Linked DNA regions of Mus musculus: region 2 is linked to region 1. Evidence: chromatin loops called from intact Hi-C (ENCODE). Cell type or tissue: left cerebral cortex. All regions are shown on one strand. Each heading gives the region's core, and the rest is flanking DNA. Links, peaks and the distances in the headings are about the cores only.

Region 1 (15,805 bases), core at 3,520-11,519:
TTAACAGGTAGCAGAAAAATATTAGAACAGCAGATAAGCAACTGGGGGCCGTGATCGGCAAAAAGTATCTGAGACAACTGGAAGAAGATGCTGGACATGTGTTGTTCTCCGTTCTGTTTTCAAGGTGTGATGGTCTGTATATGCTCTGCCCAGGGAGTGGCACTATTAGAGGGTGTGGCCCTGTTGGATTAGGTGTGTCACTGTGGGCTTGGGCTTTAAGACTCTTATCCTCCAGCACTTGGGAGGCAGAGGCAGGCAGATTTCTGAGTTCGAGGCCAGCCTGGTCTACAAAGTGAGTTCCAGGACAGCGAGGGCTACACAGAAAAACCCTGTCTCAAAAAACCAAACCAAACCAAACCAAACCAAACCAAGACAAACAAACAAAAAGACTCTCATCCTAACTGCCTGGAAGGGAATATTCTGCCAGCAGCCTTCAGATGAAGATGTAGAACTCTCAGCTCCTCCATGCCTGCCTGGATGCGGCCATGCTCCCACCTTGACAATACTGAATTGAGTCTTTGAGCCTGTAAGCCAGCCCCAATTAAATGTTGGTTTTTATAAGAGTTGCCTTGGTCATGGTGGCTGTTCACAGCAGTAGAACCCTAACTAAGACACATGGACACAGTATTTTTACTCTTGACTTGTTTTGGCTGTTCTGCCTCACCTTTCCCACAAGGTTGGAGGGACAATCCTGCATTCAGAGCTAGCTTCTCAGGGACTTCAAACAGCATGGTCAGCTTGATCTTTGTATCACAGTTGAGGAGATATGACCAATTCAGATGATAGTTTGCAAAATTGAGTTGAGGAGCACCGCTTTAAAGGAGCCTGTGGTGGTTTGAATAAAAATGCCCCCCATAGACTCCACTTCATAGGGAGTAGCCCTACTGGGAATTGTGGCCTTGATAAAGGAAGTGTGTCTCAGTCTCCTGCTGCTGCCTGCTGTACAGATGTTGAACTCTCTGCCCCCTTTTCAGCACCACATCTGCCTACCCTGTCACCATGCTTCTCGTTTTGTAATGGTAATGAGCTAAACTTCTGAACCTGTAAGACATCCCTAGTTTAATGTTTTCTTTTATAAGAGTTGCCTTGGTGGAGGTGTCTCTTCTCAGGGTCAGCTCTACTTCGCCCCAATGTGGCTTCAGTCTGACATCAGCCGCTGTTCTGTTGAACGTGTTCTCTGCCACCAGCCACCTGCTTCCTCCTCTGTTTGTCCCTGGTGTCTCCTCTGAAAATTGGCCGTTTTTGGTCTTTATCTGCCTTTCGCTTTCCTTGAAGACTCTGACCAGCATTTTTGTTCTTCAGGCTCTCCAGAATTCTAAAGCCAAGCCCTTAGCATAAGCCTGCCTTCGAGAGTGGGGCCAACCAAGGCTTACGCAACAGCAACATCCAGCTTCAATGTACATTTTGAAGGAATGGCAGGGCTGAGGCTACAGTAGCTCAGCTCAAGGGTTCCTCCAAGAAGCCCAATCTGTTCCCCCATTAGCACCGCCAGACACCAGCACTGGTAGAAAGAGTGAGGGCATAAGCTTAGAAACTATCAGACTTCATTTGCGTCTACACTGGGAGAGTCTAGCTAAGTTACTTAATGCTTTGACCCATTTTCCTCATTTACTACGATCCATTTGATAGGGATTAAATGAGCAGCCTGCAAAGAGGGCGGCACAGGAGTGGGGTGGTGCACGGGCTCTCGGCTTTAGTCCCAGCTCTTGGGAGACAGGCAGATGGATGGATCTCTGAATTCGAGGCCAGCCTGGTCTTGTGGATTAAGTTCCACGACAGCCAGGGCTACACAGAGAAAGCCTGCGCAAACCTGGTAAAACAAGTTCAATCCCTGGAATCTATATAGAGATGGAGGGAGAGTTGGACATGATGGTTCATGACAGCCTGGTCTACATATCAAGTTTCAAGATAGCCAGGGCTACAAAGAGAAACTGTCTCAGAGAGCGAGGGAGAGGGAGAGGGAGAGGGAGAGGGAGAGGGAGAAGGGGAGGGGGAGGGAAAGAGAGAAGATGGGAGGAGAGGACAGACTTCACAAAGTTGTCCTCGGACCTGCACACGTGACTGTAGCTGTTGTGACATGCACACAGTCACAAACCTATAAAAACTGTCTTTTGACTTAATAGATCTATATCCCATCTGCTTTGGAGATGCAAATTTAGAAGGGTGTGGTATTTATTACCCTTTGGGGATAGCGAAAGACCTGGGGTTAAAATATGATACTAGATTAAAATCTCCCTGAAGTGCTGAGCTCTTCTTCTCCACCAGGAGGCGCTCCTTCTCCTTCTAGGTAGAGGCCTGAGCCAGGCCTTTCTTCCTGGCTGCTTTGTGGTATGAGAGACAGCCCTCACATTACTATCCCAGACCTGCAAGGGTTTCTGCAGTTTGCAGCCCTTCGAAATTATTATGGTGTGAAAGCAACACAAACTCACCCAAATCTATCTCAGTACAGATGACAGCCCACAAAGGCTGCGAACCCGGATCATGCAGCTGACGAAGTGCAACAGGCTGGAAGTGTCTCTCCCAAGTGTTTCAGTTGCTCTGAACGTCTTCCAGGCAGCTCAGATGGTTTCTGCTTCTTCTAGGCAGCCGGTCTTTGCAGCTTGGCTTGTGGTGATGCAGCTGTCTGTGAGTCATTTCTGCTCCTGTAAGTAACCTCATTAAAACTCATTGGTTCACCAAGTTGGACTTAGATGGTAGTCATACCTTGGTCTCGCATGTATATTAGTGTTCTGTCTGCATGTATATCTGCATGCCAGAAGAGGACGCTGGGTACATTATGATGAGTGTGAGCCACCATGTGGGTGCTGGGAATTGAACTCAGGACCTCTAGAAGAGCAGTCAGTCCTCTTAAACTCTGAGTTATCTCTCTATCCCTGGGAGTTTCTTTTTTTTCCCTTCCTTCCTTCCTTCCTTCCTTCCTTTCTTTTTTTAAAGATTAAATTATTTGTATTTTTATGTATACACATCTTTTGCCTGCATGTATGTCTGTGTATCACTTGCATACCTGATGTCTGCAGAGGCCGGAAGAGTGCATCAGATACACTGGAACTGGCATTAGAGATGGCTCTAAGCTTCTTTGTGGTACGAGGAATGTAACCCCAGCCAGTGCTCTTAATCACTGAATCTCTAGTCCCCTCATTTAAATGTACAGCAACCTTTTGCAGATAATTTCAGAATCCACCCAAACCATGAGTGGCCGTTGGGGAAACAATAAAGAACCACTCTCCTTTGAGAAGCCACATTCAAAACCAGTACGACCTGGGTGACTCTTACACAGCCGAAGCACAAAGTACAGAACAACCTTTGCATGTCTCTGGGACACAGCTTCTCTGTGCTCTCAGAAAACACTTCCCAGGAGATTTCACCCCAGAGCTGCTGGTCTCTTCTCAATCACCGCTAACTTCTTAGCTCCAGCTAACCAGCATCCCACTAGTCCCGTCTATTTTTCACTCTTAAAACGAGAGCCACATGGCTAAAGCTGCCAAGCTCTGCTGCTTGCTGGGGCTGGAACTTGGCCTCTGTAGTAGAGTTCTCTGGAGTCACAGAACTTGCGGACAGTCTCTATACAATAAGGAAATTTGTCACGATGACTTAACAGTCTGTAGTCCAACTCCCCAGCAATGCTCAGGTGTGAATAGAAAACTCAGTAGTTGCTCAATCCCATAAGGCCAGTAGATTCCAACAGATCTGCTGGCAAGTAAATGCAAGCAGGCAGAGAAGAGCGAATCTTCTTGATTCCAATGTCTGTTGTATGTCTTCAACAGAAGGTGTGGCTCAGATTAGAGATGTGTACCACCATACCTGGATCTGGGACTTGTTTTTATGCCAAGATCCAGGTCAGAAACTTGTTTCCCTCAAGATCTGGGTCACAGGTGAGCCTTTTGACTCTGGATTGTAGTTCATTCAAGATATAGTTGACAACCAGGAATAGCCATTGCAGCCCCCTTGTATATATTACATTATCATCAGATTTCTGTTTTCCAACCCCTTCACTGCCTAAGCTTAGCTGTCCTCGAACTTGCTCTGTAAACTGACTTTGAATTCAGAGATCTGCATGCCTGTCTCGTGGGATTAAAAGTATGTACCACCACACCTGGACTTAACTTTTCTTCATCTAGAACTTGCTGTCCCAGGCAGGCTTGAACTCTGCTTGGCTTTATCTGCTGGGATTAAAGGTATCAATCACCATGCTTGGATCTAAATTTAGCTGGGTAGGATCTTGCCCCCAAATCCCTTAATCTGTTATCTCCTAGGACATAGGATTCGGTTCCATTTCACATCCTGGTGCCCCTTTAATACTCAAACTATATATTTTGTATTTTTCCTTTCTAAGCTTGTTATGCTTATTCAAAACACTCTTCATGAGACTCAATCAAAGTACAACGTCTATGATGGGCATTTCTGAGACTTCCTTTGTCAGTGCAAGTAATCTGAGTCTCTTCACCTTAACCTCAGGCAGACTCTTCAGACAAGGGCAAAAAAGCAGCCATGTTCTTCACCCAAATACTACAAAAACAGTCTCTAGGCCACAGACTGAAGTTCTTCTCCACTGAAACCTCTTGGACCGGGTCTGCACAGTCAAATCACTCACAGGAACAAAGTCTTCCATATTCCTACTAGGATGGCCCATTAAGCCTCACTTAAAACATTCCATGGCTTTCCAAATCCAAAGTCCCCAAATCCACATTCTTTCAAACAAAACAGTCAAGCCTATCACAGCAATACCCCAGTCCCTGGTACCAACTTCTGTCTTGGTTAGGGTTTTACTGCTGTGAACAGACACCATGACCAAGTCAACTCTTATAAGGACTACATTTAATTGAGGCTGCCTTACAGGTTCAGAGGTTCAGTCCAGTATCATCAAGGTGGGAGCATGGCAGCATCCAGGCAGGCATGGTGCAGAAGCTGAGAGTACTATGTCTTTATCTGAAGGCTGTTAGCAGAAGACTGGCTTCCAGGCAGCTAGGGCCTTAAAGCCCACGCCCACAGTGACACACCTACTCCAAAAAAGCCACACCTTCTATAGTGCCAATCCCTAGGCCGAGCATATGCAAACCATCACAATGATACAGACATGATTATCATAGTCCCGCAAGAGACTGGATAGGCAAACTATTTGCATTATACAAAGATTTTCATTCAACTAAAAGATTTATTGACTGCCTTTCATATGCTAAGTATAGTACAAGATGTTGAATCAAAGAAAATGGGGCCGGGCGTGGTGGCACACGCCTTTAATCCCAGCATTTGGGAGGCAGAGGCAGGTGGATTTCTGAGTTCGAGGTCAGCTTGGACTACAGAGTGAGTTCCAGGACAGCCAGGGCTACTCAGAGAAACCCTGTCTTGGGAAAGAAAAAAAGAAGAAGGAGGAGGAGGAGGAAGAGGAGGAGGAAGAGGAGGAGGAAGAAGAAGGAGGAAGAGGAGAAGGAGGAAGGAGGAGGAGGAGTATCAATGTCAGAGGAACTGGGTTTGGTGGTGGTGATTGAAAGGTGATGGCATGGGGTTGGTGAGATGGCTCAGCAGGTAAGAGCACCCTACTGCTCTTCCGAAGGTCCTGAGTTCAAATCCCAGCAACCACATGGTGGCTCACAACCATCCCTAACGAGATCTGACTCCCTCTTCTGGTGTGTCTGAAGACAGCTACAGTGTACTTATGTATAATAAATAAATAAATCTTTAAAAAAAAAAAAGGCTCACAACCATCTGAAGATCTGACGCCCTCTTCTGGAGTGTCTGAAGACAGCTACAGTGTACTTACATATAATAAATAAATAAATCTTTAAAAAAATAATAAAAAAATAAAAATAAAAAAAGAAAGGTGGTGGCATGAGAGTCATGAGTTCGAGACTAGCTTTGAAAGATCCTGACAGAATGTAAAAGGTCACAGAAGCCCTGAAATTGGCAAAATAAATTTCAGTGTTAGTAGAAGTAGCTTCACTGATTTAGAAAAAATAGAGGTGCACAATGCTCTGGCCGCTCCTTGAACCCGTGTATCTGCCAATGTTCTGACCGTTCCTTGAACCCAGGTGTGTGCCCACTGCTGCACCTCACTGTTTGTGATATTGGTTGCTGGGATAGAGTCGGAAAATCTCCCCAGCAACCACAGCTGGGCCAATCCTGAGTTACTGTACCTTCATTAAACTCTTTCCTTGTTTCCCTCCCATACCCATTTCTTGAGAAATCAATCCTTTTACATTGTTTAGATCTGGAAATCCCCTACTCCCCCACTTCTCCTTTCCCCCCTGAGGGCCTATAAAAACTGGGACCCCCTTTTCCCTTGGGGTCGACTCCTCTACCCCTGCATGGGATATGAGTCGTCCCAAGAGCTCTGGCTTTCCCAGAATAAAGCCTCATGTGGTTTACATCAAGCTTGGTCTCTTGTGAGTTCTTGGGGATCCGCTATTATCCCAAGACTTGAGTGAGGGTCTTTTAGCTTCACCTATAGCGAGTTTGGGACCAGGTTGGGCAACATGAGACTCTGAAAAGGCCAAAGTATTACAGCTGCTAATGATGGTGACAATATGTTTGGGTGCACACAATAAAACAAATCAGTAATGGGACCCGGATTATTTTTTCTTTTTCAGTATCTTTTCATTCCCTCAGAGAAGTACTGAAGCAAATTTATTAGTGGTAAACTAATACTGGAGATAATGCAATAGGAACTAAAGAATTTAGTATCATTGGTTAGAAACACTATTTCTTGAGTCGAATAATAATTTTTTTTTTTTTTTTTTTTGGTTTTTCGGGACAGGGTTCCTCTGTGTAGCCCTGGCTGTCCTGGAACTCACTCTGTAGACCAGGCTGGCCTCGAACTCAGAAATCTGCCTGCCTCTGCCTCCAGAGTGCTGGGATTAAAGGCGTGCACCACCACGCCCGGCTGAGTCTAATAATTTGTAGAATATGATTCACACAGGTTGCAATGGATTATCTTGGGTGGTTTTTTTTGTTGTTTTTTGTTTTTTTAAAAAAACAAACTCATGACGAATAACCTTTCAGAATCTTCATTCTGTTGTCAAAATTACGGAAACTATTCACAACTTTATTATAGCAAAAAGAAAGGGGTGGATAGAGAAGACACACACAAAACGACAGTCAGAAGAAGAGTCAAGAATAAGTTAAAAGCCCAAGGTGGCAGTATGCGCCTGTCTGAAGGTTGAGGATCACTCAAAACCTGTGTAAAATACCGACAGCTGGAAACAGCACGATGCGTACTAAAGCTGCTAGGAGTTTCCTGAGATCAAACAAAAATCAAGAAGACAGTAGGTTCCTCCCTCCACCAGTTTTATCATGGAAAATGTCTAGAGCATACACAAGCACAAAGAATATTTGTTCGTCTACCGCGCAGCATCAACAGTCATCATTTCTACCTCCCACTCACTGGCATCCCGAAGTCAATTCCAGTTTAGCCTGTCGTTTTACAGACTCTAACGCAAAGGCTTGGGAGCCAAGGCACTTGCTGTCCAAGTCCACTAGGTGGCAGCCCTTTAAATACGATCGTATGTAAGAAAAGACTCAACCAAACGAATTTTGAAAGAAATAACTGCAATACCAGAGGAGGTGTTTGACAGAACAAACACAAGATCCCCCAGAAGGTACGCCTCGTCCTCAACAAACACAAGAGCCTCGAGAAGGCGAGCCTCGTCCTCAGGGCGGGGACTCAGCTGGCCCAACCGGGCCGGCCTTTTAGGGACTGGGCTGTTTCGGGCCCGCCCACCGGTCCCAGCAGCCCTCGCGCGCCGCTGCGTCAGGAACGGCGTACCGTTCGGGACGCCCAGGCCAGGGCTCGTGAGCGCGCGCGCGCCGTGCGTCCTGGGCGCGGGGCCGCGCGCGCCGGGCCTCCGGGCTCGTTCGTTCCCAGTCAGCCTAGAGCGGCCGGGGTCGGAGCATCGCGTACCCCGCCATGTTCTCCTTGGCGCTGCGGGCCAGGGCGACCGGCCTCGCTGCTCAGTGGGTAAGAGGCTCGGGGTGAACCCCGGGCACTGTCGCCACAGTCTCCCGCTCTTCGTGCCTCCCTTAGCTTTTAGTCCTCGGAGACCCCTAGGCGCTGGACAGGTCAGCTGGCGGCGGCGGGGACGCCGCGGCCTTCGTCCTCAGTGCCTCCGGGATGCTCCGCAGCTGCGGTGGCGGCGGGTGGCGGGCCGCCCGCACCGGGCCGGGGAAAGTCACCCCTAACTTAGTCAAGGTCAGGAAGGCGATTGTCATTTATCCTGGTGCGGAAGCTAGTGGGGGGCCCTGGCGGCCCGCTGCTTCCAGGATCCTAGCAGCGAAGCTTTGGGCTGCTTGTCTGTCAGGCATAGCGGCTGCGCTGCATCGGATTTAAAAGCATGCTGGAGAAAACGCTGATAGGCTTGGTAAAGGCTTGCCGAGTTCCTTCAGGACTAGATAAAGGTGACCAGCGTTTCATTTACTGAAGTTGTTCATTCATTTTAGGAAATGCTCGGCAGAGAATCGTAGGAATTAACCGTGAGAGAATAGTAGTAGCACGAGTAACCGCACTGACCAAAGAGTCGTAGTTCTATGGCCATTTGAGTGTCAGGTGCATCTCAGATAGGCCAAGGAATTGAACTGAAGTTGAAACACTGAAGCGAAGCTAAAATGCAGATTCCAGGGCCTGCGAGGTAGCTCAGGGTGGAAAGGTGCTGGCCTCCAGGTGTGAGGACTAGTTGTGGTCTGACCTTCACAAGCTGAGCTTGTGTCCGGAGAGTGCATGGGCACACAGAAAGTAATGGCTATTGAAATTAACTACATGGCAACTACAGGGAAGAAAGAAGCCTTATTTGTTTGGTTGGATTTTATTTTCCTAACAGTAAAACAAAAACTAAGTTCTCAACAAAAGACTATATATATATATATATATATATATATAGTGTGTGTGTGTGTGTAAACAAACCATTTGGGGCTTTAGACTTAGGCATCCCAGGTGACCTTTTGTAGTTATGTGACATGACCTAGAGAATTAGTCTTTGTTTCTTTAGCTGTGAAATGGGAATGTTGAGTCTGTCCCTAGTTATTTGAAGCCTTAATGTACTTCTAGGTCCAGGTAACAGTGTGAATTGGATTATAGTACTTTTTTTTTTTCCTTTTGAAATTAGATCTCACCATGCAGCCCTGGCTGGCCTGGAGCCTGCTAAGTGTGGCATGTAGGCCTTGAATGTTTGCTGGTCTTCTTGCCTTGACTCTTGAGTGCTGAGATTACAGGTGTGAGCTTCCATGCCCTGCTGGAGTAGAGTAATGATGGGTGATGTTTGATGGCCCCTTGCTGTGTATTTGATAGGTGAATTTATATCTTATTTTAGAGGGTGGTGCAGTGTTTTCATCACTACAAATTAGAAACAGAATTCCCAATTTTTGTGGGGAACATGTAAGAACACTAATAAGGTTCATACGTGTATGGTTGGTCACATCTGATATCCTAGCATTTAGGAGTTAGAGCCAGGAAAATCAGAATGTTTGCTATCATTAACTATATAGTGAGTTTGAGGTTAGTCTGGCCTATATAAATTCCTGTTTGTAAAATATCCCCAACTCAAATCCCAGCCTCCTACAACAAACAAAGAGGTGTCCCTGGTAGTGTAGACTAGTAAAGAGTCAGTGAAAGGTTTTATATACAGTAAGGGTTCTGCTCTGAGTAGATGACTGGTGTAGGAGTGGAGGTGGACTAGGTCTGATTGGAGTCAGAAACTGGAAGGTTACATAGGTAAGAGAGGCTCTGAGAATCATTCAGTTGAGGAGGAGACTAAGAAGTAGGGGCAAAAAAGCTCCCATAGACATCTTCTGTTTCTTTTGTTTTTGAGGCAAAGGGTAACAAGAGGTGTAGTTGAAAAGCAGGGTTTTGTTTTGTGGGTGGTGTTTTGAGACAGAGTTTATGTAGTTTATGTAGCCTTGACTGGCCTTCCAGGAAGACTAGCCTGGCCATAAACTCAGGGATCCACCTGCACTCCCAGGCCTCTGCTTTCAGTTTTGAAATGTTTTTCCCCTATGATAGTGGGTTTTGTGCTGTCACCCCAACATGCTCTCCACAATGAATAATTTTGAATTGTATCCTGGACTTTGTAAATGCATAATAACTTACACTAATAACATTACATAACATAATAATAACATAATTAACACTACACTCTAACTTATTTCTTTAAAGAATGACCACCCCCATTGTCATGAGTGGTAGACCAATATTGGTTCTAATTTAGCAAGGCTGCTTAGACTCTGTCACTACACAGGGGTTAGCCAGAGATCTGAGTAGTTTCTGTACCCATTTCGATACTTCCTTTCCTGGGATTCCCACTTGCCCATGCCAGAGATTATCCACCTCCTTGGCTAAGTCAAGCCATTTAAGACTGCGTTTTAATTTTTTTATGTTTATTTTGGTTTCTTTGTTTGTATAACAGGGTCTTAACTGTATAGCCCAGGCTGGCTTTAAACTCTGGCAGTCCTCTTAGCATACCTCCTAAGTGGTGGTGTTGCAGGTGTGAGCCACTGTGCCTGGCTTACAGGAAAGACTTCTGGTGTGCTTGTTTGAGGCAGGGCTTCTCTGTGCAGTCCTAGTTGCAGGCCTGTTAGACACTGGAGAAACTCAAAACCTAGCTTTGTAAAGTCCCAGCTTTGTAAAACCCAAAGCAACCTCACCTTCAGAACAGGCGTGCCGGCTCTCGCCTTTAATCCCAAGGCAGGGGGGTCTCGGTGAGCCTGAGGCCAGCCTAGTCTGTATAGCAGGTTCTAGGACACCAAGGGCTACTTAGTGACCTTTCTCAAAACAAGAACAACAACAAAACAAATAAAACACAACAACCCCCCCCAAAAAACCAAGAAATTTTATCTTAGTGTGTGTGACCTTAAAATCCTAAATCTCAAAACATTTTACAGATTTTTCTTAACTTATGCTGGGTTTATATGCACTCCTACTTTGAAAGTCAAAGATTTAATAATAAATGAAACAGTATAGCTTGCCAACATTATATTCTATAAAGTAGTTTCACCCTTTTTTGTTTTTGTTTTTTTTTAAGATTTATTTATTTGGGGCCGGAGAGATGGCTCAGCAGTTAAGCACACTGAATGCTCTTCCAGAGGTCCTGAGTTCAAATCCCAGCAACCACATGGTGCCTAGCAACCATCTGTAATGGGATCTGATGCCCTCTTGTGGATCTGAAGATAGCTATAGTGTACTCATATACATAAGATAAATAAGTCATTTTTAAAAAGATTTATTTATTTATTTTATGTATATGAGTACACTGTAGCTGTACTGATGGTTGTGAGCCATCATGTGGTTGCTGGGAATTGAACTCAGGACCTTCGGAAGAGCACTCAGTGCTCTTACCCACTGAGCCATCTCACCAAGCTACTCTTTTATTCTTTTTTCTGTGTGTATGTGTGTGTGTGTACATATGGACAGAGTGTGTGTGTATGTAAGTATTCCTTTTTAAAGCTGCCCAGGAAAATCGTTGTATATGATGAACAACTAAGTTGAACAAGTGCTATAATTATGGAAGCATGGCTGGTTCCTTTCTCTAGTGCTGTCCAGGCTAAGAGGAGGGAGTTACGTGATCACGATGGGTAAGTGGGAGGCATAAAGTGCTGTAAGTTGAAGAAGCTGCATGCACAGGAGTGAGATGCATGGCAGGCTGGAAGGAAATAAGAGGGTGGAAGCTGGGACTGAAAGGGGCAAAAGGCCTTTTCTATGACGTAAGAGGATTTAGATTTTGTCCAGTAAGACGTGAACAGTTTCGGCAGATTTGTAGCATGCTCAGGTTGAGTCCAGAGCTACCACCTTCAGTCCTCTGCTCATTAGAATTTTTGTGAGCATCTATAGAGATGTGGAAAAGCATAAGACTGTCATGGAACCATATTATTAGTAGTAACCTGGGGTAGAGGAAGAACTGGGATAGAAGCAGGGCTGGGGAATGCAATAGCAAGAATAACAAAAATTACTCAGTAGAATGTCTAAAACCTAGTGATTAGTAAGTCAGGAAAAGTGTATTGAGATATCTTCTTAAGTTGTGCATGGCATTAAGGTATTGTCTATAAAGACTGTTAACTGCATGTGATGGTCTATAATTACAGTCTTAGCACTCGGGAGACTGACACAGGAGCATAGAAAGGTTAGGCTAGCCTGGGCTATCTAATGAGACTATTATCTCAAAACAACAAAAGTAAGCCTGGCAGTGGTGGCTCACGCCTTTAATCCCAACTTGAGAAGCAGGCAGATGCTTATATGTGCAAGAGAGACATCCCACTGGAAGGGTTATATTAGGCTGATTCTCCAAACTGGCACTAGTGAACAAGAGTGTAGTGGCTTGTGTAAAGTGATGGCTTGGTTTGCTGTGCTCTACTTTGTGTGAGTCTTGAATGAAAGGGTTGTTTGTGTCCTGTTGTGTTGGATAAGCTCGTAGGTGGCAGTACATTATTAGCATGAATAACTCAAGAACAAAACGTCCCTTATGGGAACACCAGTGCATCTCCCACCCCTTCTACTTCCTCTAAGTAAAAGGGAATTTATATATTAATTTCAGTAGAGAGGAAGTAGATATTTTTCAAATATCTAAAAATATGATTGTATCAGAAGTCACAGCCTAATTACAATATAAAAAACTGCATACTAACACTCAGTAATCTGTCTTGAGAATGACTTTGTTAAAGTTTTTATAAACAAAAGATAATATATCTGTCATGCTTTAAAATTATCTTTAAATCTGTCTTTCAGTTATTGTTTTATCTTGTGTCTGCTAAGTGAACAACAATGCTTTAACATATTAGGAAGTTCTTTCAGAGTAATTTCATTATCTTAAAACAGCCCATTAAAAAGACACCCATGCTGGGTGTGGTGGCGCACGCCTTTAATCCCAGCACTCGGGAGGCAGAGGCAGGCTAATTTCTGAGTTCGAGGCCAGCCTGGTCTACAAAGTGAGTTCCAGGACAGCCAGGGCTACACAGAGAAACCCTGCCTTGAAAAACCAAAAAAAAAAAAAAAAAAGACACCCATTTTAAAACAAACAAGAGCTCATGCCTTTTATCCCTGTACCCAGGATATACAGTCAGGAGGATCTCTGTGAGTTTGAGGCCAGCCTGGTCTACAGAGCTAGTTCCAGGACTGCCAGGGCTACACAAAGAAACCCTGTCTCAACAAATCAAAACAAAACCCAAAACCAAAAAAACCCAATAAGCTTTAAAAATATTAAGTGAGGGGCTGGCGAGGGAGCTCAGTGATGAGCACTGGCTGCTCGTCCACAGGCTGGGGCTACATTCCCAGCACCCACAGGGCGGCTTATAACTGTCTGATGCTTCAGTTCTAGGAAATCCAACACTAGTCTTGTCTTTTAGAGGCACCAGTCTTGTCTTGGACTTAGTGCCCCTTTATATGGCCTGGGGGACACTTACACACATAAAATTTAAATAATTCTAAATCTCCTTAAAGTAGTAGATGAAGAGATGATGAATCAGCAGTTAAGAACCCCTTACTGCTCGAAGGGCCAGAGTTTGCTTCCCAGCACTCACTGGACAGCTCATAGCTCCCTGTAATCTGGCTCCAAAGGATCTTATTTTCCACTTCTGATATTCACAGACATTGTACATAATGTGCACTTGCATGCACACGATGCACACCAAGCTTTTAAATAAAGATATTAAGTACAAGGTTGCATATTAGGAAGTAGTGAAGTATTAATATAAACTCTTTACCTTGGAAAAAATAAAAACCAGAAAGTCCTAAGTTTATGCCTCTTAGCTTTTTCTCCCCATGGTTGTGAGCTACCATGTGGTTGCTGAGAATTGAACTCAGGACCTCTGGAAGAGTAGCCAGCAGCACTCTAACCTCTAAGCCATCTCTCCAGCCCCCTCCCCACTCTTCTCAATCATCTGTCATCAGTGATTTGCAATTAAAACATTAATTTTTTGGATGCAAATGTGTGTAAACTCATGTGAATATGCAGAATTACTGGTCAGCAAGATTATGCCTCAAAATATTTTTCCAGGGATTGGTAGAGTGGTTCAGTGGTTGGAGTGCTTGCTACCAAAACTGCCATCTTGAGTTCTGTCCCTGGGGCCAATTTCTGTGAGTTGTTCACAGGGAAAAAAAAGCAATAGGTAAATAGCTGTTAAAGGGATTGTCCAATTTGTAGCAGTGTAGATTTAATGAACAACTCTCTTTTAAAATACAAAATATGTTTATTAGAATAGTTCCTACTTACCCTGAATCATGTGCTTTCAGTGCTGCTGCCTCCTTCTGTTAGCCTTGCCTTTCCCCTGTAGGCCGACAGGACAGTGGAGCAGCCAACACACAAGCCTACCGTTTGTGCATGGGTAAAGACTGGTCATTTTACAGCAGCCTGGGCATTTCATATCCAGGCAGTAGGTAGGGTTGGGGCTCTGCACCAGGCACTTTTTCCTGCGCTTCCTCTTCTCATCTGGAAGGGGATGGAGGAGCTCCTTTGCCAGAGGCCTGTTCTTGTAGGGAGGGCTTAGCTAACGGACAGCTTCTGCAAAATTAGTTCTGTGTTTATTTTAAAGATTTATTTTAATTTTATGTGTTTTAGTATTTTGTCTACATATGTGTATATGCACTGCATGTGTGTATGGTACCCACAGAGGCCTAAGAGGGCACTGGATCCCCTGGAACTGGAGGTATAGACAATTACAATTCACCATGTGGGTGTTGAGAACCAAACCCGAGTCCTCTGCAAAAGCAGGTCTCTTAACTGCTAAGCATCTCTCCAGCTCCTCTTTATTTATTTTAAATGAAAATATATGCATGAAACATCCCGAATAAACAAAAAAGGATTCAAATATTGACCAGAAAAAGTTCAATGCATTTCATTTGTGAATGTTTTATCAATCTTTTTTCAGTTTGTGTATCAGTGTTAAGTAGGAATTGGAAAATAGAAAAAAATAAATGAGCCTTTACAATATTTTGTTGTTGTTGTTGTTGTTTTGTTTTTCGAGACAGGGTTTCTCTGTATAGCTCCAGCTGTCCTGGAACTCACTCTGTAGACCAGGCTGGCCTTGAACTCAGAAATCCACCTGTCTCTGCCTCCCAAGTGCTGGGATTAAAGACAGCCGCCACCACGCCCGGAACAGGGAACAGAACTTGTAAGAAGAGTTGTTCCAGTTTAGAGTGGGAGGTGCTCGCGCGCGCACACACACCCACACCCACCCACCAACCCTCTCCTCCCCTTGAGGCGGGGTCTTCATATGTAGGCATAGATTCACAGCACCCCTCTCAAGCTTCCTAGTTCAATGCTCTTTAAAAGTAACTTTCCAGCCAGGCAGTGGTGGTGCTCGCCTTTGATCCTGGCACTTGGGAGGCAGAGGCAGGCGGATTTCTGAATTCGAGGCCAGCCTGGTCTACAGAGTGAGTTCCAGGACAGCCAGGGCTACACAGAGAAACCCTGTCTTGAAAACAACAACAATAACAAAAAATTAAAAAAATAACTTTCCGAAAGCATTACTGTGTTAAATAAATTTACATCAGGCATGGTGGCTCATACCTTTAATCCCAGCACTTAGGAGGCAGAGGCAGGTAGATTTACAAATTAAGTTCCAGGACAGCCAAAGCTCTGTTGCATAGAGAAACCATGTCTTCAACCATCCCCCATCAACCCCCAAAAGATATAAATTCTTTGAAGTTTTCCATAATTCATACTAGTTTGCTTCCCTAAAAGGCTTGTATGAGTGTTTGCCTAATGCACTAGCAAGGCCATTTCTCCCATGCCCTCAATAAAATGGAATGCTATCTTAAAACAAAATCCCAAACCAAAAGTTTTCCTAATTTAAGCTGGCAGTATTATTTTAAATTTCATGCTTTTAATTGCTA
Region 2 (15,805 bases), core at 3,691-11,690, 220 kb after region 1:
AGAAAAATGTTCTACTTGCTCTTTGAATAATTAAACTCCATTATACACTAGAAGTAACCCTAGGGTACGAAAAGAGATGGAGTCAGACAGATGGATGTGTTTCATTTGTAGAATGGGAAAACTGAAGTTTGTACACCATATCACTGACACACACATACTCAGGGTTTCAATGGGCAGCTGTAATGAGTGCCAAGAGGCTGATTTTGTACTTACACATTTACTGGAAATAATAGCTACTATGGAGATACCTGTACAAATTAAGACTGATCATGTCTCTGCATATGAATCCAGTAAGAGGAAGCAATTCTTTGCACATTATAATATAGAGCACATTACAGGCACATCACTTAATCCTACAGGACAGCAGTTGTAGAAAGAGCTAATAACACCTTAAAGGAAATGCTTATAAAAAACAAAAAGGAAGAATAAAGACCCCCTGGGATAGACTAAATAATACCCTGCTAACTTTAAATTTTCTAAATGTTAATGAGAAAGGAACAACAGCAGCCAAGAGACACTAGGTTATAGAAAAACAAACCTGAAGAATTAAGTCAGCCTATATACTATTAGGATGTGCTAACATCAGAATAACGGCCCGGGAAAGTTTCACACTGGGGATACAAATTTGTTTATATTTCCACAGGAAATGAAAAGCTGTGGATACCATCACAACTGACAAAGATTCTATCTGGGCAGGAGAGATCTCCTGAAAAGCTTGACCAGTAACCCCAAAGCACTTACTTCATTGAAAATGTCTGTTTATAATTTCTGATACACACAGCATAATTAATGTCTTAAAACAGAAGGGGTAAAATGAGGTAACAATTTTGGAATTTCTTTTCTTTTCTTTTTTAACACATAAATACCATAAGTATGTGCTTAAAAAAACAAACAAACAAACAAAAAACCTCCGGTGTAGGGATGTGGGGCTGTGTGCCAGCTATAATTTGTCTCATGTTCTAGCAGAGGCAAGGTTTTGCCAGCTGCAGATAGTTTCTGCAACTGTGTGACATTTGAAATCCTGGGAACTTTTCAGAGGGTATATAAATGCTAGGGTCCCCAGAGGCAAGGTTGTTGTTCATTCAGGGAAGATGGTTATGGTGTCGTGTGACTACTAAGTCATGTTCAAGAAGAAGCAAGGGGAAAGAGATTAGACTCAGTGACACCTCTCCCTCTCTCTTCCCCTCCTCCATCTTTCTTTCCTCCCCTATCTAGTGTTAGGGGTTGAAACCATGGTTGAGGGGGTGGGAATAAGGGGTGGAAAAAAAAACCCATAATTAGCAAAGACAAGCTACAGAATGTCCTCAGTTTTGCTTTCACTGTGGTTTTTATTTGATTTCTTGATTTTTCTTCTTATCTATGTGTATGTATCTTAGGGAGTGTATGCTGAGAGTGTGAAGGGGCTCACAGAGGCCAGGAGATGGCACCAGGTCCTCTGGAACTAGAGTTAGAGGCAGCTGTGAGCTGACTGTTGTGGGTGCTGATATAACTGGCCCCGAGCTTGCCTTGCCCTCTGGAAGAGCAGCAAGTACTCTTAGCTGCTGAGCTCTCTCTCTCAAGCCCCAGATTTACTGAGATCTTCATTCAAAACATACTTTGTTTGTTTGTTTTGTTGTTGTTTTGAATATAGGGTTTCTCTGGGTAGCCTTGGCTGTCCTGGAATCAATTCTGCAGACCACATTGATCTCTTAGTTGGAGATCTGCCTAGCTCTGCCTCCCCATTGCTGGGATAAAAGGTGTGCACTACATCCCCCACGTCCCGCACATCTGTTCATGTTTTTTTCCTTAAAAACCTGTTTCCATGTTGAATTTCATCTGCCACTGACTGTCTCATCAAAGCTGCCACATTTCTTCTCTGGATCCAGCACTGATTTCTTAACTGTATCCGCTCACTTACTTGATGCTCTTGGAGTCATTGTTAACTTTTCCAAGTAGACTTTTTTTTTTAAAGATTTATTTATTTATTATATGTAAGTACACCGTAGCTGTCTTCAGACACACCAGAAGAGGGCATCAGATCTCATTACAGATGGTTGTGAGCCACCATGTAGTTGCTCGGATTTGAACTCAGGACCTCTGGAAGAGCAGTCAGTGCTCTTAACTGCTGAGCCATCTCTCCAGCCCCGCCCCCCAGTAGACTTCTGAGTTCTTTATGTAGCATGTCTTCGAATTCATGATCTTTGGAGGACCCATATTATCTTGATATTGTGTGTTTCTGTGCTATGATTAGCGCATCTTTTGGTATAACTATCTATTGGTTTTGTCTGGAAATCTTCTCTTGAGGGTACAGCTCCCATTACTGCTAAGTGAGCAGAAGTCACTGTAAGGTCTACAACATAACACACCAGATAGAATATACTCTGAGTAGTGCTGCTGTACTACCAGGGATGCAGGAAATGGTGACATACAGAGAAGCTATGAACTCAAATATTATGTGGCATAAATTAATAATAGTAATCGATGCCGAGGAAGATGGTAGGAAACATGTTAAAGGAAAGGGAAAGACAAATGAGAGAATGACCAAGAGGAACGGAGAAAACATCATAAAGGACAAAAAGAAGAATGAGGTAGAAACCATGGGGTTTCACAACAAAGAGAAGAAAAAGGGAAACAAAATCAGCCAGATGTAAGAGAGGAAAACAAAAAGTGAAATTTTATAAAAAAAAAAAAGTCAAAATATTACTAAAATATAGAAAAGAAAGAAATGGGAAAAGACAAAGGGGCAGAACAAACAAACACAAATTATCAGAAAAATAACAAAGTTCCTCAGCAGGTTTTTCCTGGACCCTTTAATAGTATAGTCTGGTAGATGGATAGGGGGGTCTGTTGGCATACATATTTTTTGCAACCTACTTTTAATAAGGGTTTAACCTCTCCTCTAGCCCATCACCCAGAAGAGGTGGTGGAAGAGAAAAGTTATTAGGATATAGGGAGAGTGGACTTGTTCAGCAATAGTTCTTTGGGGGTGAACTGAATCTTCTTTGGCAGTAGTTCGGTCCCATAGGAAATACCAAATACAACTCAGCAGCAGCTCTTGGCAGGCAGGCACCAGGCATGAACCAGCAGCTGAAGTTCAATCCGGAAGGAACCACAAGGCTCCCCAACCAGCCTGAGGCAAGACTACTGAAGCAGCAAGCTGACGCAGGAACCTTACAAGTAGTTCTTGGTCGAGTTTTACTCAATGGCAGCATTACCACAAGTTGAACTCAACAACACTATGTAAGGTGAGCCAATGCATGCGTATTGTTAGTGAAGAACAGCAAGGCAGAGCAAAGCAAACCAGAGCCCAGCGCTTGGCTCCCACTGTCTGTGGGGTCATATTTATACTCCTTCATCCTGGGTCCTTTTTGTATTTGCTGTATCAAAAGATTCTTTATTCTGTGTCTGCTTCAGGAAAACTTTCACGTGTTTGTTTGCTTTAGCAAGACAGCCTTTAACCTGTGTGCTCCAGCAAAACATATAGCTTTCCAAAGACACTAGGAGTTTCCACTTCATATCCCCCTTTCTGTTTAAGAATTGTCCTTGGGGCTGGAGAGATGGCTCAGCGGTTAAGAGCACTGACTGCTTTCCCGAAGGTCCTGAGTTCAAATCCCAGCAACCATATGGTGGCTCACAACCATCTGTAATGAGATTGGATGCCCTCTTACAGTGTACTTACATCTAATAAATAAATCTTCAAAAAAATTTGTCCTTTTCTTTATCATTAGCAATCTATGCATAATAGAAATAATTGTAAGAACCATCACATTTCCAATAAATGACACGTGTACAATATAATCAACTAAGCTAACAAAACAACCTTAAATTTCTATCAATATACAATACTTCAGACAAAACAATATTAAATTTCTATCAATAACCACTAGTTAAACAAAAAAAAAAACCTTAAATTTCTATTGATATACAATAATTCAAACAAAACACTTCTAAATTCTTATCAATCCCTGATGATAACCAATAACAACCTTCCATCCTGGATGATAACAAATATAATACATCAAATGACCAAACCTATCCACCCTGATTTAAGGGGCTAGGGTGATGATCTTTGTAAAATTGCTTCTGCTGAACTGGGGTGAAGAATTCCTCTAGAGGTCCCAAGGAAGAAAATGGTTACTTGGAAAAAGCTAGCTGTAGCATTTATTGGCCAGTCTCTGTGTCTTTCCAGTCTTTGTGAGATCTATCATTAAGTCTAGCTAGCCCTTTTGAACTTGATTTACATGCACTTTGGAGAGAAATCAGTAACTGAGACAGCTTGTGAGGGTGAATCACCTGGGATATTTTTTGTGAAGACATTTAGGTCTCAGCTGATCAGAGGTTTTCCCTGGTCAGACCTAATCTTTATAAGTTTTGTTGGTATCCATAGTTTTTCATTCTCTGTAGATACATACGCATAGTCACATCCCCATCTTAGCACGATTGCAGGTTTCCATTCTTATGTCAACACATCCTTATGGTATATTGGCCGACCTAGTTCCTCAGGGTTTTGTTGTTGTTGTTTTTGTTTTGTTTTGTTTTTTTTTTCCGATAACCCAGTGAGTCTCACTCAGCTGCTGCTGTTCCTTTTTCACCAACATTAAGAAAATTGAGAGTTAGCAACACATTGTTTAGTTGGCCCTTGGGGATTTTTGCTCTCCCTTTTTGTTTAATAAGCATCTCTTTTAAGGTACAGTTGGCTCTTTCTGTAACTGCTTATCCTGTGGGATTATGTGGTATACCAGTTAACATGTTTTATATTGTAATATTCAAAGAATTGTTGCTTCTCATTATATACATATGAGGGAGCATTATCAGTTTTAATTTGTGCAGGTATCCCCATAGTGGTCTATCAAACTTTGGAGTACCTTCTCATTTTTTTTTTAATTAGGTGTTTTCCTCATTTACATTTCCAATACTATCCCAAAAGTCCCCCATACCCACCCCCCCACTCCCCTACCCACCCACTCCCCCTTTTTGGCTCTGGCGTTCCCCTGTACTGGGGCATATAAAGTTTGCAAGTCCAATGGGCCTCTCTTTCCAGTGATGGCCGACTAGGCCATCTTTTGATACATATGCAGCTAGAGTCAAGAGCTCCGGGGTACTGGTTAGTTCATAATGTTGTTCCCCCTATAGGGTTGCAGATCCCTTTAGCTCCTTGGGTACTTTCTCTAGCTCCTCCATTGGGGGCCCTGTGATCCATCCAATAGTACCTTCTTGTTCTTAACTAACACACACACACACACACACACACACACACACACACACACACACACAGGCATATGCACACACACACACACACACACACACAACTGAACTGTGCTTGTAAATGCATTTGTAGCCTTATCCCTGTAAATATTGAATAGCGTTGTAATCCAAATTACTAAAGTAGGTGTATTGGGGGAGATAAAAAAGTTTGTTTGCATGTACATGATGTGTGTGTGCTGGGATGAAGGGTTGGCATATGGAAAGGAGGCGTCTTACATATTTCATGTGATTAAGTCAATTATTAGATTAAAAAGTGCCAATAACTGGGAAGGAGCTAAGCTTTGATCACACTTAAAGTGCTCATACATTAGCCTGCCAAAGATCATGGGTGTTAATGGAGGTTATCAGACTTCTGGGACAGGGCTAGCACCTTTTCCCTTGTAGAACAGTGGTTCTCAAACTGTGGGTCACCACCCCCTGGAATCAAACGACCTTTTCACAGGGGTCACTTAACACCACAGAAAAACATATATTTACATTATAAATCGTAACAGTAGCAAAATTACAGCTATGAAGTAGCAATGAAAAGAATGTTCTGGTTCGGGTTGCCACACCATGAGGGACTGAATTAAAGGGTCGCAGCGTAGGTGTAGAGCAACAAGTTTTATGTTCACATCGGCTCTCCTTATCCTCAGTCCCGTGGGGGCGATGCAAGTCAGTTCAGATGAATGTTGCACAGGCAAAAGGTTTGCATCACAGCTGAAGAATGTTTGGATCCGGAAGTCTTGTGCTAGAGCTGTAGCCCAGTGTTTGCCTAGCATTGCTAAGGCCCTAGGTTCAATCTGTAGAACTGAAAAACAAACAAACAAACAAACAAACAAACAAAACCAAACTTTTTATAACGGGCAGCAAATAGACCTGCCTACCTTCTGTCCCGGAACACATTGCATTTGTTTGACATTATTAGCTTCATCCTCTCCCTGAGTTCTCTTCTGTTTAGCTTTTCTCTGATAGGAGACAAAAATGGTTCCTCCTTTTGCAGACCTCAAGTACTTCACTGCACCAGAACAGAGAGGAAGCTTCGGTTTAGTGGAAGCCTCGGTCTGTCTCTGTGGGTTATTGGCTCTGGTTGGACATGATGCCTAGTTCTAAAACAGTTACCAGCGGAAATGGTTATGTGGTGTTCCTTAAGGGGGAGGGAAGACTGCTGAGAAACAGCCAATAAATATGCTCTTTATTTGCACCTCCATTAGCACAAATAAATAATAAAAAAAAGTGTGCATAGATTACTCCTGGATTGGCTCACGTAAACGCGGCACTTAAAGGCTCTGCAGAAACTATGGCTCAGAAGGAAGTCAGTCTTCACTCTTGCTTTTCCCTCTCCCTTGCTGTGTCCCCCACTTCTCTGCTTTCAGCCTTATTCACTTCCACGGTGAACGAGTCACGTGATGTTACACGTAAATTACTCAGTTAAAAAAAAAAAAAAAAGCCTCTTTCCCCACCTCATTATCCCATATGTCAATTCCAGGGAAGGCTCCATAAAGCCCCGCTCAGGCAGTGCTTATCCCTTGACCAAATCAGAACTGCCAGCGGGAAGGAGTAATTTAACTGGCGTACTCACAGGCCATCTTCTCATGGAGGCTGTTTTATTGCTACAGGGGTTGTGGAAAGGTCCCTCTAGGACCTCAGTGTTCCACTGGGAGTGACTCTTTTGCACAAGGGGATGGACTTGTCATATTTGAGCAAAGATGGCTTGGGAGTGTAGCACACGATGGATCAGTGAAGAAGCAGACACTAGAAATCTCATCTCTCTTCTGACTGCCAATGTCATAAACCCAGAATAATTCCATGGAGTGCTGTTTATTACAGTATGCACCAGCCAACACGTTTTCCGTCCTTCGTGGGGGACTTCTGGAGGATACGCAGCTGTTTCTATTTGTAAGCTGAACGTGATGCTGTGCGGCTTTAACTCGGGTATGGATTGCTAACTGCGGAGGCAAGTGGGTGGGAGCCAGCAGTTTCCCGCAAGTCAACACACTTCAGGGGTCCTGCGGATTGCCCAGCCCTGGCCCCAGAAGCCTCCTTTCTCCAAACCCCCAGGCAAGAATTCTCCAAAGGAAGATCTCCGCCCAAAGAAGGCCAGCAAGGTGCTCCGCCCAGAGGCGGGGTGGGTCAGCAGCCCAGGCTGGTTTAACTGGTTGGAACCACTTAAAGTACGCAGACGCTGGGGGGAAAAGTGTCACTCTCAGTAGCTGCGGACACCAGGCCAGAGCTTGGGGAGGAACGCGCTTTCTTTCCAGCAGAGCTCCGCAGGGCTCCCACACTGTTTTCACTTGGATTCGCTCCGGTAGGTGTGTGTGTTCCACTCGCTCCCCAGAACACTGCGCAGGCGCCTGCAGAGCCTTAGCGTTTGGCGCATCCTCTCGCGGGTTCCCTGTTCCCCCTTAACGAGTTCCAGCTCGGGAGGCGCGGTGCTTTCTGGGCGTTGTGGTTTATGTCGGAGACAAGGGCCCTACAGCAGCGGGGCGTTGGGTTAACTAGAACTACAACTCCCGGCGTGCCCCACGCGAGGACGCGGGGCGTTTGCCCTAGCCGGCCCTAGCCGTCACGGCCAAGGAGCCGAGGACCCGGGAAGCCGGCTGCGGCGGGAGGAGGGCGTGCGCGTGCGCGCTGGGCCGGCTCGTCCTGTTCTGTCCCAATCATTGTAAACAGGCGAAGGCTGGGCGGGGTGGGAATGGGGCTCCCGCGGCCGGCCCGGGGTGCAGCGCAGGAGGCGGCGGTTGTGGCGGAAGCGTGAGTGCGAGGAGGCGGCGGCGGCTGCAGCGGAGCGGACGGTCGCTCGGCGGCAGGCACTGGTCAGTGGCGGGGAGCGGACGCTCGCGGGGGTCGCAACGCTGCGGCGGTGTCCGTGGGAGCCGTCGGGCGCCCGGCCTCGCGCCCGCGCCTGTCACGCAGCGTGCCGGGCTTGGGATCCCGGGCTCGGAATGGGAGTTGGGGGTGGGGGGCGTGGCCGCCCCGCCTTACGTTGTCCGTGAAAGCTTCACCCCGGAGCTTGCTCCTTTGGGGTGGGTCACGCCGCCTGCCCGACAGGCCTCCTTGGGAGCACCCGGGTGTGTCCTGTGTTGCTCTGGGACCCAGAGGCTAGTTGGGAGTCCAGCTGCTTCCTCGGACCCTTCCAGGCCTCGGGGCATCCCTGCGGGCCACACCTGGCCGGAGCTGCGGCCGGGGACTGGCCTGACGCAAGCCTTCCGGTTTATGGGTCGCATCTGCCTCGCGCATCTGGCTCGCCCACCTGTCTCCGTGTTTGCCGGGTAGAGTCGGGGGAACAGCTCCTGTTGTCGCCCGTGGCAGGCGTTGGGCAAGGGGACGACCCTGTTTGCAGTGGTACTTGTTCCAGGGTTCAGAAGTGTTCTGTCTGATCTGGAGTTAGGAGCTCCATTCTCAACGGCGTTTTCAAGCGTTTTCGTACCAGAGTGTTCTCAGTCGAGGCCAGCTTTCTTTTTCCATCTTTTAAATATGTCGTTGTGAAACAGGTTTGACGAATTACTCCACTTTCCAGTCTCCTGAAGTAGGTAGGGCTGGTTCAAGTTTGGAGATTATTACAAGGATTCTTCCAGAGAGAGCAGCGTGCGTACCCTAAGGTTTTTAGAGATCACAGCTGTTTTCATTAGAGGTCTGTGCTTGTGACAGAAGTGCTATAGTGTGGGCATTGAGCTGTTGCACTGCCCAGCTTTGGTGGTGTTGATGGAACGGGGGTGGGCTAACACTGGTGCTTTGGGGTAGCATTACCTATACTTGGCCGTTATTAACAAAGTACTCAGTGATAAGTTATAAGCCTACTTTTGGTTTAGTGTTCAGACAGCACTTTAAGGAAAGGTCCCATCACTTTCTGTAGTAGGAATTATCTCGATGATTTCAAGGTCCTGGATGTCTTCTTCAAAATGAAGAACTCCTGTTAGTGGTGTTAGCATTTTCAGAGGTCTGCAGTCAGTAGAGTGCTTCTTGTTTTTCAGTGTGTCCCATAGACCCAAGAGAGATAGGTTAGTTTAATAGCAGTTGCTGTTAAGTAAATTTTAAAACGAAGTATCTAGAAGCCAGCTGGTGGTGGCACACACCTTCAGTCCCAGCTCTCTGGAGGCAGAGCTCTGTGAGTTTGAAGTCAGCCTTGTTACAGAGCGGGTTCCAGTATAGCCAGGGCTAAACAGAAATCCTGTCTCAAACAACAAACAAACAAACAATCACAGAGAATCTAGAAACAAGTTACAATAGCTGAATTTGCTGTCTTTTTCAAAATGTGGTTTCTCATAATAAGTTTACAGGGACCATTTTCCTCGTAATTTGGAGAGACCGAAGTGGTGTTTTAAAAAGTGTGTACTGGCGCTGGAGACAGGACTCACTGGTTAAGACGTTTGCAGTGTGACTCTTGGAGAGTTACAGAGTTTGTTCCCCAGTAACTGTTCCCAACTGCCTGTAAGTCCAGCTCCCAGGAAACCCAAGACCTCTGGTCTCCACAGGCAATGGCCCTCCTCCCCCCATAATTAAAAATAATAAAAAATTTTAAAAGTGAATATTAACTTTATTTTGTACAGTTACACTTGCATAGTCACAGCTCGGGAAGAAACGATTAGGTCCACAACAGTATCCCAAAGTATGTTCCGTTATTTTCTTTTTTTGTGGTGGTGGGGGGTGGACAGGGGTGTCAGGGTCTCACTGTGGAGTCCTGGCTGGCCTGGATCCTTCTTCCTATGTGGATGCTTGAACTGAGAACACATAGAGCTTCCTGCTTCTGGCTCCTAAGTGCTAGGATTGGATGTATGCCCAGCTATTCTTTTCTTTTAAAAAGAAAGTTCCTGATAGACTTTATGCTAATATAGGTAAGACAGAACATGGGGAAATGCAGATGATTTAGAATAAAGGGGTTACTGTGTTTAGGTTCTCTGCTAAGTAAAGAGAGTTTGAAGGACATGTTAGGAGAGCACTCAGCCACTGTTTTACAACACTCAGCTTGCAAACTACAATATGTTTCTAAGATTCTGTAGAAAATATGGGGGTTCTGTGACTATATGCAAGATGTAATACTCAAGAGAAACAATGGAAGAGGGCAGAAGATAGAGGAAGGACATATATGTAAGTAGCGATGAAAATAAAGGTTGGGAATGCTCAGTGGAAGATACTTAACACTGTATAATCAATCAGCTGAGCAGCCTTAGAGATGATGGACAGTCATGTAGGGAATGGTGCAAGCAGAACTGTGTAAAACGAGCTACGTAGACTGTGTAGTAGGATCTGCAAGGGTAGATCTGCAAATATAGCTGCATGAGGTGGTGGAGAGACGTGAAACTGGGGGGATAGTCTGTATACCATCAAAGCTGACTTCGGCTTTGCCCTGCTAGCAAATGGGAGTCATTGAGACAGAACGGAGAGGGGTGGGAGTAGGAGAAAGCCTAACCTATGCTGGCCACATTTAACCCTCTGTTGTAAGTGTCCTTAAGGATCAAGCAGAATTAATTGGAAAAGGTGCGTAACACTAAAGGAGTCAGACAGAGACTTGTGGGAAGCATTTCAGACCAGTGTGTTGTTTCTGTAGCTGTAGTGTTGGCTGTGCCAGGAGCGGAAGGTGAGGCTACGCAGGTGAGTCTTTAGAAACCGAACACTATGCTGAGGATTGTAGCTGCCTGGCCCCAGGTCATAAAACAGTTTGTGGGATGAATTGAAGAGTGTAGCCTTCAGAGTACAGAAAGGGTAGATGAAATTGAATATGGAATGGGTTTAGAAAGTCTTCATTATTCTCAATAACTGAGGTGAGAAGTGGGGTCTAAAAAGAATAGAGTGTCAGGATACAGAAGGCAGAAATACTTAGAGAACAGACTGAATAGAATTTAGTAAAAGTTGGTTATGGAAAGCGAGGGTGACTTGCATTCCATCCTGGGTCCCTGAGAAAGCAAACGGTAAGATAGCCTGAGACAGAGACTTGAGGAAGTGCAGTGAGTTTGAGGAGGAATCACGTGCTAGCTTCTGGCATGTTGAGTGGATGTTTTTGTGAATGTCCAGGTAGAGTTTGTGCGCTGTCATCCTTTTAGTTGTGAGTCTTAGGCTTTAGTGGCTGAGCTGTCTCTCCAGTCCTGTCACGTTTTATTGTAAATGGAGACTGAAGCCTCTGGTTTAGGGACTACCACACAGGAAGCGTTTGCCAACAGCAAACAGCTCCGGGAATAGGCCACAGAGCTCAACATAGGAGGGTATGCTGGAAGGTGACCTTCAAAACTGTTTGGTAGTGTTGAGGCATCCATGAGGAGGTCCTGCCGTAGAAGCCAAAATAGGGTCTGTCTCATTCTGTAGACCATGCTAGGCTTGACCTCAGAAGGAATGCCTCTTTCTCCCTCAGCCTTCTAAATGCTGGGGTTAAAGGTATGAGTCACTGCGTCCAGCTGATAGGGTCATTTTATTAAAAGGCTACTAGTCTTTCCAACTAACTCCAGGAAAAAAATTAAGAAGAAAACACCGACAGGTGTGGGGTCAAATGGCTATAATCCCAGCACTTGGGAGAGGAGACTACCACAGAAAGTTGGAGACTAGAGAGCAAGATCCAGCTCAGAACACAAAATAAAACATCCGTGCTAAAACCAGATGAAAGACGGACTTGAGATTTTCAGAGTAGGGGCTGGAAAGGTGGCTCAGAATTTAATAGCCCTTACTAATTTCCAGAGACTTAAGGCCAGTTCCCAGTACCCATGCTGGGTGCTTCGTAACTAGCTCCTGAGGGATCAAGGACCTCAGGCCTCTGGGGCACCCACACTAGCCTGTACTTTCTTTTTTTTCTGGGAGACTGGGTCTCTCAGTGTAGCCTTGTCTGTCTTGGAACTCATTGTGTAGAGTTATATATTAAAAAATAATACAAAAAAGTTTAAATGCTCTAAGTAGTTGGTCAGAATAAGAGTTATGAGTCTTTTGAATTTGATAAAGATGCTTAGCAGCATGTTGATTTAGATTTATGGTAGATTGATAGGGGAAGAAACTTCCTGTTCGCTGAGCTTAGAGGTCAGTGGGTGGAGACAGGAGATTGAGACCTCCCTTGGCACTTGTTTTTTCGTCTTTAGTTCTGTGAAAGGGTCTTACTATAGTTTATGCTTGTCTGGAACTCAGTCCTCCTGCCTTGGCTTCAGGGTTGCTGGATAGCAGGCATATATGTCAGCTGTGAGAGGAGGTGTAGAAAGTAGAAGGTGACCAAGGTCAAGGGAGGGCTTTTTAACATGCCAAAAACTGAATCTGCTATAAAAAAAGCATTTTCTGAGATATATTCCTGTACCCATAAAATAACCTTTGTATGTGTATGTGTGTGCACACATGTGGGCCAGAGGTTGGGTTTGGGTGCCTTCCTCGATAGCTCTCCACCTTACTTTTTGAGGCCGAGGCTCTCTTTGAAACTGGAGTTCCCTGATATAGCGCGGTGGTTAGCAATCTGAAGAGATCTTGCTGCCTTTCCTTCCCCAGCACTGGGGTCATAGGTACTGAGGGTCTGTGCTCCACCCAGCCTTACGTGGTTCTGGGGGGTTGAACTCAGGTTCTCAGGCTTGCATGAGACTTGGGGAACAAGCTGTCGTCTTTCCAACTCAGATTTAGCCTTTTAAAAAGTTACAGGTCGGGCTGGAGAGATGGCTCAGCGGTTAAGAGCACTGTCTGCTCTTCCAGAGGTTCTGAGTTCAATTCCCAGCAACCACATGGTGGCTCACAACCATCCGTAATGGGGATTCGGTGCCCTCTTCTGGTGTGTCTGAAGACAGTGACAGTGTACTCACATACCTAAAACACATAAATCATTAAAAAAAAGTTACAGGTCAGTGTGAGCGAGATACGGTGATTATGTTACTTTTCACGTCCTTTCCTCCTCTCTGCCCCTGCGCCCCCCAAGCCCTCTCACCTCTGCAGTCACTCTCTGGTCTCCTTGCCCATTAGTGGGCCTCCTGTGCCTGCTCATTGCCCGGTTCAGAAACTTAGTGTGAATGTCCTTGTGGTTGCTCGTTACTGACGTCACCTGTACAAGGCTTATCCGTTTTGTAGCCAGTATCACCACTGTGATATATTCCGAATGGTGCTCCACTGTCCAGATACACAGGCTGAGCACCACAAATCCCAGAATCCACAGGTTTAGATTTGGATTTCTGATCTTCATCATAGAGCTGCCTGGGATGTTATCTCTCTGGCCAGCATGCCTGCAGAGCACACCACCTGCCTGCTTCTCATTTAGTAGCTACATTAGTTTCTTCTGGTTGCTATGATAAAACACCATGACTTATGGAGGAAAGAGTCTATTGAGTCTACTGTGCCTCTCAGTGCAGAGGGGTCCATCCTGGCAGGGAGGTGTGGCAGCCAGAGCAGGAATGGTGGTTGGAGCAGGAAGCTGAGAGACCACATCTCCATCCATACACAGGTAGCAAAGAACACACTGAAGACAACATCCTTGCTCACTTTTTGTTTAATTGAAAGCTAATTTTAAGTGTTGGGGAGATAGCTCAGTCAGTAAAGTGCTTCCTGGGTGCCTTACTTAGGGTTTCCATTGCTGTGAAAAGACACCATGACCAAGGCAACTCTTACAAAGAAAAACATCTAATTAGGGCTGGCTTACAGTTTCAGAGGTTCAGACCATTATCATCCTGGTAGGAAGCATGGCAGCATCCAGGCAGATGTGAAACTAGAAAAGCAACTGAGAGTCCTACAAAGAAGACCAGGAAGAGACGGACGTCCTTCCAAAGGGGACTTGAGCACTGGGAGCTCTCAAAGCCCACCCCCACAGTGATGCACTTCCTCTCACAAGGCCACACTTCTTAACAGTAGCAGTCTCCATGGGCCAGGCATATTCAAACTGCCACATCGGGTAAGCACAAGGACCAGAGTCAGAGCCCATAAAAACGTTGGATGTGCCGGTGTGTCCGTGTAATCCTACTGCCGGCCGGGGCAGACACCGGATCCTTGGAGTTTACTGGGTAGCCAGCCTAGCCTTAATACTGTGCTCCAGGCCCCAGTGAGAGACCTCACCTAAAAAAAGGGGGGGGGGGAGAGTAGGATGAGAAGTTGGCCTGTAGCCCCTTTGTGCACATGCAATCACACACATGAGCACACATATACAATTAATTTCAGCTGGCACATGACTGTAATCCCAGTCCTCAGGAGCCTGAGGCAAAAGACCTCAGGTCTGAGGTTAGTGTGCACAATTTAAGAGAAAAATGGGGGAACAAAAGAACAATAAAATCCTTTCCTGTAGCCTAATCCTAGCACTCAGGAGGCAGAGGCAGGTGGATCTCTGTGAGTTTGAGTCTAGCCTGCTCTACAAAGCGAATTCCTAGCTAGCCAGAGCTGTTAAACATAGAAACCCTGATTTGGGAAAACAAAACAAAACAAAAACCCCAACCAAACAAAAATAGCCCTTTCTTTTTCAGACTTTTAGGTGTAGACTCCACATATCCAGGTGCTTGGTCTTTGTACAGATACAGAGCACCCGTGCCTGCTGCTGTGCTCCAGAGAGCTGAGAGGCACATGTAGATCATGGACTGGCAAGATGGCCTAGTGGATGGATACTTGTTGCCAAACCTTATGACCATACATACAAAATGTTACGACACACACGTATGTAAATACATAGATAAATAAATGTTTATACACATACATACATACATACATACATACATACACATACACGTGATGGACCTAGATCATCTGCCAGACTTTAATGCCCACTTTGTTTGCCAGCCTGACTCTTGTCATCTTCCAACTTGTGTATAACTGGATGGAGGTCAGGGTGAGATAGACGTAATGTATTTGTATTTTTTTTAAGACTTATTTATTTATTATATGTAAGTACACTGTAGCTGTCTTCAGACACTCCAAAAGAGGGTGGCAGATCTCATTACGGATGACTGTGAGCCACCATGTGGTTGCTGGGATTTGAACTCAGGACCTTCAGAAGAGCAGTCAATGCTCTTAATTGCTGAGCCATCTCTCCAGCCCCATATTTGCATTCTTAGTTTTAAGCTTTAGCATTAGTTAGTTAATGTTTTGTTAGCACTTCCTCGTATGCACAGAGGGTCTCCTCATGGCATTTCCATACAGAATATAATGTATTTTGGCCCCACTCACATCCTGCCACTCTCCTGTCTCCGTCCCTCCCACTCATCTCTCTTCAACAACTCTCTCTTGTGACCCAGGGGTTTTCCTTAGGGCTGCTTCTGGGAACACACATGGAGGTTATTTAGAGGGGTGTGGCTACATCACTGAAGAAAATGACTCCTCCCTTCCCTAGCCGCTTGAACTGCCCGTAAATCCAAAGGGAGGGTGGAGCCTTGTGAGCCCCTACCCCTAGCTTTTGTACGTGTGTGTGGGTGTGGGTGTGGGTGTGGGTGTGTGGGTGTGTGGGTGTGTGGGTGTGCGCATGTGGTGGTGGTGGCGGCAAACAGGGTCTCACTATGTAGCCCTGGCTGGCCTTGAACTCACAGAGCTCTGCCTGCCTCTGCTTCTCAAGTGCTGGGATTCCAGATGTGTACAGCACACTGCATCTGGCTTGTTTTTTGGTAAAGGACAGTGCTCATTGTGCATCAGGTGAAAAGTCCTCTCGCTTGTCATGTAAACT

What was found. Peaks named below come from ENCODE experiments on the same cell type or tissue, not always from the same donor. Only the 100,000 strongest peaks of a DNase experiment are listed, where the experiment ranks them.
Region 2: it touches region 1 in a loop (3-fold over the local background); 16 of 42 quality-filtered maps call a loop at or near these places.

Annotation. Positions count from the first base shown.
Region 1 is chr17:66,093,561-66,109,365 of GRCm38, reverse strand. It overlaps Ndufv2 (NADH:ubiquinone oxidoreductase core subunit V2), which reads left to right and starts at 7,807. Exons shown (of 8, transcript NM_028388.3): 1 at 7,807-7,951. The coding sequence starts at 7,901. In left cerebral cortex, for the core only: CTCF peaks have their summits at 5,727 (motif pointing left) and 7,470 (motif pointing right); DNase peaks (open chromatin) are centred at 7,479, 7,710 and 8,272; H3K4me3 peaks cover 3,015 bases; H3K27ac peaks cover 1,951 bases.
Region 2 is chr17:65,876,912-65,892,716 of GRCm38, reverse strand. It overlaps Ralbp1 (ralA binding protein 1), which reads left to right and starts at 7,794. Exons shown (of 10, transcript NM_001198949.1): 1 at 7,794-8,039. In left cerebral cortex, for the core only: a CTCF peak has its summit at 7,390; DNase peaks (open chromatin) are centred at 6,683, 7,703, 8,232, 8,392 and 1 more place; H3K4me3 peaks cover 3,061 bases; H3K27ac peaks cover 3,105 bases.